Regions from separate parts of the Homo sapiens genome. Here region 2 is linked to region 1. The links are chromatin contacts, found by Hi-C or POLR2A ChIA-PET in ENCODE. All regions are on one chromosome and are shown on one strand. The core of a region is the stretch at or near the end of the contact, and the rest is flanking DNA. Distances in the headings are between cores, read along the strand shown. Region 1 overlaps LINC01283 (long intergenic non-protein coding RNA 1283). Region 2 has its middle 72 kb from the start of BCOR.

Region 1 (3,488 bases), core at 625-3,124:
GTTGTATAGTGCTGAGTTAGAGGATGGGACAGGCTGTTTGACATTTACTTGCTGATGCTCACAGTAAACTGGCCACCCCAGGGGTAAGGCTTGTGGGGTGGGGCAGTGTGCCATCAGAGAATTCTACTCGATGCCTGCCTCTTCATTCCTCCACAGCCTTCATGGTTCACCTCAAATGTCACTTCCTCTGTGAATGACTCACTCCATTCCTGGGATCCCATGACACTCACAAACACAAATAACATACTATTCCATGCTTGGAATTATGCAGAATCATGTATGTTGCAGTCTGCCCCCATGTGACCGTCAAGTCTTTCGATGGCAGTGACTGTGCCTTATTTAGCTGTGTATAGCCAAAGCTTGTGGATGCTCAATAAATATCTGTCGCATTACATGTCACAGAGCCCATTCTCCCTCCATGAGTGTGTGTTCGCACAGGTCACTTAACCTGTCTGAGCTCCAGCTGTATTGGCGTTAAAATGTAGGTGCCTGGGACTGGTTATATTATTGAGACATGCAGTGAAAACCATGCATAAGATTGGCAGAAGCTTCTTTGGGTGTGATGTAATAGAAAATAGATCTTGGTAACAGGCATGTTTCTTCCACTCACCAGCTGTGTGACCTTGACCAATGTACCCAACAGCTCTGAGCCTTTCAATTCCCACTTGTGACAAGGAAGTGAGGAGAGTTATTGTGGAAGTGGTGCTGGGAACAGGGCCTGGAATATTATGGGGGCTTACTACCCATTAAAACCTAACCTATTTGCAGATAAAACCACAATCTCTGGAAACACGGGTTGGCGGTCCTGGGAGAGCCCAGGGCAGGGCTTGGAGCTGGAACTCCCCCCAGCACATGGCAGTCTGCCTCCGCGAGTTGTTCTTCTCAATGCACCTGATGGTGGTGGTGAGCATAATTCATCCTTGCTCACGGTTAATGGCTGGTGACATTTTGAAGATGGCTGCCTGGCTTTGGCTTTGCGGGCAGCAGGGGAATTTAAAAATGCCCAATTGATGTCAGGTTCCAAGAAATACAAAATAGAATTGCACACAGCACCTGAGAGCAGACACAGTCACGAGAGTGAGATGAAGGCTCTCAGATTCCCCCGCAACCCCCTGACCTTGCCCCCAGTGACTGAGAGTTGGTGGCCAGAGGGGGTCATCTGTCCTACCTGTTTGGACATGCTGAAATGGTGGACCAATTTACCATGGACAGAAGCATTTCGTGGGGACTTGGGGATTAAAATTCCACATGTCTGGAATCGATATTCTATGCTGGTGTTATAATTCACTTTTTGAGAGAGGACGCAGCTCTCCGAATTCTTGGGTGAAGTAAATCACATATCTATGGGATTAAGGGGATTCCCCTGCTTATAAATCGCACCCAGCAGTGGGTGGGTAGATGGTGTGGAGGAGGATGGTGGGGGAGGGGCAGAGGAATGGAGTCTCTGAGTCCCACTGGAGACCCTCGATCACAGCATTTCACGGGAGGCCAGCACGCCAGAGTGAGCATCAGACCGGTGTGATTTTTCTGATGGGAATGACACAAAAAGGTGGACTGGAGTACTTGGGTTGGCAGAAGCAGCCAGAAATGACTTTAAAGTCAGGCAGGCTGTTTAGGTAAGCACCATAAACAGCTGGGCCCCTTTCTGACACCAACATTAGCTACCGCATCTTAAAAGAAAACAACATGGACAGATTTACAGGATATTTTTTTTCCCCTTAGACTTGCTACTGAGTGTGTGTCTCTGCTCATTTTGTTCTGCTTTGCGGGGACAAATTCGGATCAATGACCTTGAATGTATCAGGCTCTTTCACATGGGGCAGAGCCAATTTGGACTGACTCCCAGCTAGTGTCCTTCACCCTTTCCCCTTCCTCAGAGGCCCTCCCAGACACTTTTTCCTTTGGGGAGAGAAACCCTGGCAGAAGCTCTTAAGAGCTGGCAGGAGGCCCGTGTCCCCAGCAGGATCACTGGAGCTTCCTTGGACTACAAGTCCAGGGAGGGCCAAGACTGGAAGTGAAATGCATTTCTTGTTGTCAGCCTGTTCCCTAATGGGTAACAGTTGATGTCGCAGAATCAGCCTGATGATTTGGCATGATTAGAAGGCGCCGCTTCTTAGGCGGGCCTGGGGATCATGGCTTGAGTGTGGAATTAGCTCTCAGCGCCCCAGGGAGGGATCCAAATCCCGCTAGAGAGAAGCCCCCACTCCCGCTAAGGAAGCAGAGGTAATAACTAATAACCTTCCCTCCGCCCCGCCTTCCCCTAACCTTGTCGTGAACCGTGGTTGTTTTGTTCAAAGAAGTGCTCGTGCAACCAGGCTCACTTTAATGAAAAGCAGACCCTTGCTCACCGTTGCCCCTCCTTGGGCAACAGAGATAAAAACCTAATGGCATGTCAGATCCTTGATGGCAAACTCGCCAGGAAAACAAAATTATCAGGGTAGAGCGGAGGCAGCGGACCGTATCTGCTTTTGTACCATAAAATAACATAACCCGATGACCCCCTCATTTGCTGAAGGGGCACCCGGCTGGAAACACGGAGGCCTCTCACAAAAGTTCCCGCTGCCTGTCACGGCCACGAGTCGGCTTCGAAACAACCTTGCTCCCAGCTCTCTTTTCTTCCCCTCCCCTCAGGCATCTCGGCCTTCATTTCGAATTTCCAAGGCACAAGCCCTTGATGACAACACGTTTATTACCATACAAATTGTGAGACTCTTGACAGGAAAAAGTCCTCAGACGGTTTCCTGTGCAGACACACACACCCACCCACACACACTCTATTCCACACTGAAAAACAAAATTCCCAAACTATCTCTATCAGATAACAATGTCAAAAAGTCCCTTACCTAACAAGTCACTGAAAGACTGTCTTGACAATTCATACAATGACGTTTAATTGCATCCAAGAGATGTTTTGAAACAATGTCAGAAGTTGAAGAATGGTGAAAGTCCTTTAAGAACAACACTCTTGTCAGAAGAGCATAGTGACCTCAAGGAAACTTTCCTGAGTCATGAGCCTGGCTGCCATGGCTACTTCTCTCTTTCTTCTTCTCTCCCTCCTTCCACCTGTCACAAACATTTATAGAGCATATATCATGAGCCAAGGTCCACGATAGGTTCTGGAGAAACACCCTTAAGCAAGACAGGAATGATCCCTGACTAATTTCTGACCACTCATCTGTAGCAGAGCTGCTTCTTGCCCCCCAACATCCAATATCACTTTCTTTCTCAATAATAAGATCCCCAATTTTTAGCTAGGCATGTGGGTCTCCATAACAAAAAATACATGTCCCAGCCTCCCTTTCAGCAAGGTGCAATCATGGGACTAAGTTCTAACTAATGGGATGTAAGCAGAAGTATTGTGTGACATTTCCAGGAAATGTTATTAAAGCAAGGGAAGCGTATAATTTCCTCCATCTTCCTCCTTGTGGGTTGGAATGTGGATATGATGGCTAGAATTCAAGCAGCCATATTTTACCATGAGGTAGAAG
Region 2 (3,488 bases), core at 492-2,991, 750 kb before region 1:
TCCGGCGCGGCCAGAGGGTCTGTCTGCAGAAACACTTTAAAATTGTCCTCCCGGGCCTGGAGTCGGAATTGACTGGGTGGAGGGAAGTGAGTAAACAGACAGTTGTAAGAGACAATCCGTGAGGTTTGCAGGCTGTGAAAAGAGCTGCTTAAAATATGGGCTGTCGGGGTTGCCTCCAGCAGGAGGGTGGCCCGGGTCCTAGCAGACAGATCCAAGAAAAGGATGCAATATATTCTAAATGACATTGACCTGGAGGAAGGAGGGTGTAGGCAGGAGCAGGCTGGCTTCACATGGCTTCTGGCTCCAGTTCAGTGAGGAAGACTAGCTTCCAGAAATTTGTGGGGGCGAGTGGCCAGTCTCTTCATGTGTAAAATCAGAACAGTAACACCTACTCTGTCCCCCTCGGATGGGTTTCTGAGGACCAAAATGTGAAGGCACTTTGTAAATGCGGCTCAACCCTTCTGCTTCACTGTGGTTAATGTTCAGTCTCTCTTAGGTAGAAAAACCAGTGACTTGCTGATTAGAAAACAAAGTAGAAATCAGCCCTTTCTCAAATCTACGCAACAATGTTCGAGATAAAGGGAACCCAAAAGCAACCTAATATTTTGAACCTCCTTTTACATCATTTCGAGATAAGTTTCTGAAGTAATGAGAGAATCTTTGGAATGTTCTAAGAAAATCTGTCAAAAACTGGAGGTTAATGGGGAAGAAAGGGAGGCTTTAAATTGGGTCAAATCACATTTTAAGAAGGCTGGGCGCGGTGGCTCACGCTTGTAATCCTAGCACTTTGGGAGGCGAGATGGGTGGATCACGTGAGGTCAGGAGTTCGAGACCAGCCTGGCCAACATGGCGAAACCCCGTCTCTAGTAAAAATACAAAAAATTAGCCGGGCAAGGTGGCGGGCGCCTGTAATCCCAGCTACTGGGGAGGCTGAGGCAGAATTGCTTGAACCCGGTAGGCAGAGGTTGCAGTGAGCCGAGATCGTGCCACTTCACTCCAGCCTGGGCAAAAGAGCGAAACTCCGTCTCAAAAAAAAAAAAACCAAAACCAAAACAAAACCGGAAGAAGAATATAAATTTATAGTAGCTTCCTGGCTATATCCCCTTCTGTTAGTCTGCAGAAGAGATGCCCGTTGGTAGCCATTCCCCCAGCCCCAGGACCGAAGGACGTCTTGACTCAGGCTTGGTCTGCTAGGTGCAAGGTGTTGTTGGCGTCTGGGGTGGGGACAGTGAAGAAAGGCGATCATTTTGCTTTAAATGAACATCAGAAGACCCAGGCCTGCTACTGCGTCTTGAAGGCCTGGAGTTGTTAAAACTCTGTGGGAGGGGGTGCCTCGTGACCTCCTTCCTCGCAGATGGGCTCAGGCAGCGTGACCGGCCCCAGGTGGTGCCCAGGCGCGCTGGGGATGGAGGCCCAGGCTGCGCGTTCACCCTGCCTCGCAGATAGCGAGTAGGGGCCTCCGGCTGGACCGCCCACCGGCCTTACTCTCCCTTCCCTGGCCTTGGGGCCTTGGACCAGGGTTAACCCTGGTCCCGTCTCCACCTCATTGCCCCCCGTGCAGCGCCGTCCCCGCCCTGGCTCCCGGCCCAGATCCCGAGGCCTCCCTCGCCCAGCAGTCTCGGTTCTTCCCCCTCGTGATTCATTTAGCAGCGGTGCAGAAAGCCTGTTTACCTCCGCAGCCCTGGGCGACTCGATCTGCGTAAAAAGCCCCAACGCCAGCTCCGACCAGTAGGGGGGGGATTGTCCTATAGATTATTTCTCCTCCTGGTTTTTGTTTTTGTTTTTTTTTAAACCAGAAGGCTTGGTTGAAGAGGGGGTGGGGTGGCGTGTTGCTGCTGTTTTTTAAAACACCGTATTTGAAAGAGAAACAAAAGCCACACAAAAGCCGTTTAGGAGGTACCAAGACTGTTTTTACATATAAAAAGTGCAGCGAATACCAAGGGGCCCCCAACAGTGATAAACTAAATGGTTGGCCGATTTCGACAATTAACAGTTAATCTGTTATCTGCGATCAGCAAACAAGTTTTGAGGCTCGAAGGACACCGAATTCCTGTTCCAGTCGATAGCGTTGTACTCGAATCTGTTGAGCACATCAGATGCTCCCTGTTTCTCCTAGAGCGAATCCAGCTTTAGCAAACATGGGTTTCCCAGGTTGAAGGACCGACTTGAGCCAGAGAAAATTCTCTTGTGCAGCTGAGGAGCCTCTGTCTGCATCGCCCCTCGAGCCCGAGCTCATCTGTTTGGTTTAGATTTCTCCAAATTGGTTTTCACCCCGATTTCGCGGACCTCCTAATTTTGCACGTAATAGGCCTCCGATAAATGTGTACTGAATGGCAGAAACTAAAGTGAGGCCCTCGGCCTGGAAGACGGCCTGACGCACGGCCTCGCCCTTGGAACCCCACTCGGGTTCCCAGAGCCCCCAGGCCGCTGCAGCCTGCGCGCAGCTTCGCCCTGCGCCGGCCAGGGCGGGCGGGCGGGGGAGGCCAGGAGGCACGAAGCGCCTGGAGCCTGCACGATGATAAATATTGCGCAGACAGCCCATAAATAATTTGCATTATGTTCAGCTGACAACGCGGGGCGATTAATTTTAATAGCTACATATTTGCCTGGGCTGCTGCTTTCGTAGGCCCCGTAATGAAAGGCGAGAGGCCGCCCTGGCTCCGTGCTCGCGGTCCAGGAAGGCAGCCGGGGGTGCGGGAAGGCCCGATGTGGCGTCTCCTCCAGGCAGCCCCCCGGGGAGCCCCAGCCCCTTGGCCCCCCTCTCGCCCTCCGTGCCTTGTGGAGGTGAGGTGTGCGCGCACCGCCGGAGCACCCCCGAGGCCTCGAGCAACAGGAGCCACCATAATGACACTGCACATTTGTCTGTGTGGGGAGAGCCACTTGTGGACTGGGAGACCCTCCACGTAGCTTTGTGCCCCACCCGGACCAAGTCCGGAGTTTCAGGTTCCACTTAGGCTAGGAGGGGGGTGTTTGCCGCCGCCAATTCGCCAGTGGGCCCCAGCTCGGCCGAGGCTTCTCCGCCCTCCCGGCAGAGGCAAGAGACAAAACAAAGCCCGGCTGTCCCCGCGTCCTCTCCGCGCGTGTAGGGTCCTGAGTTCTGCCTCCCAGGAGCTGTCCGGCGCTCCGCGGAAGGCCCCCCTAAAATGCTTCCTGAGCTCCTTGATGCAAAAGGACCGCACACATAAAGGACGGAAGAAAAGAAAGGGTCTGGAGGAGCTCTTTAAAAGAGGGGGCAGGGAAGGAAGCGCAGCGAGGAAGGACGCGGCTGCCGCGGTCCCGTGGTGGCCGGGTGCGCGCGTGTGCGTGTCTGTGTGTGCGTTCCGATGACAAAGCCCCGCCGCCGCCAGCAAGCTCCTGGCTGCCAGAGCTCTGGTGGGGGAGGGGAAAGGGAGGAGAGGAGCCAGCGCTAGCGTAGGTAGCGGGGAATCGAAGCTTCCCAGGAGAAAGAGTTCATTCATGAGCTGTAGGAGGCCTCGCGGCCCGGCCAG

Evidence for each region. Hi-C counts contacts between places; a loop is a spot of excess contacts on that map. ChIA-PET counts read pairs that join two places held with the same protein, here RNA polymerase II (POLR2A). Pooled maps may share reads with other maps.
Region 2: a loop to region 1 is called in a map of endothelial cell of umbilical vein, with 8 times the contacts of the local background. The contact joins two enhancer-like sites. A Hi-C loop is called at or near these places in 1 of 168 maps with a recorded cell type or tissue (endothelial cell of umbilical vein) and 6 of 50 pooled maps. POLR2A ChIA-PET finds 5 or more read pairs at or near these places in 3 of 52 experiments (CD8-positive, alpha-beta memory T cell, activated CD4-positive, alpha-beta T cell and activated naive CD4-positive, alpha-beta T cell).

The regions. Positions count from the first base shown.
Region 1 is chrX:39,417,882-39,421,369 of GRCh38, reverse strand. All of the region lies in intron 1 of LINC01283 (long intergenic non-protein coding RNA 1283), which reads left to right. Among named protein-coding and RNA genes, the nearest start is that of LINC01283, 15 kb to the left of the region's middle. Within about 2 kb of position 1,874, at least 10 of the 41 ENCODE cell types and tissues checked have a DNase peak (open chromatin) inside an H3K27ac peak, as active enhancers do.
Region 2 is chrX:40,167,909-40,171,396 of GRCh38, reverse strand. It overlaps a transcript of BCOR not described here. Among named protein-coding and RNA genes, the nearest start is that of BCOR, 72 kb to the right of the region's middle. RefSeq lists enhancers at 1,113-1,312, 895-1,585, 1,586-2,276. Within about 2 kb of position 1,741, at least 16 of the 41 ENCODE cell types and tissues checked have a DNase peak (open chromatin) inside an H3K27ac peak, as active enhancers do.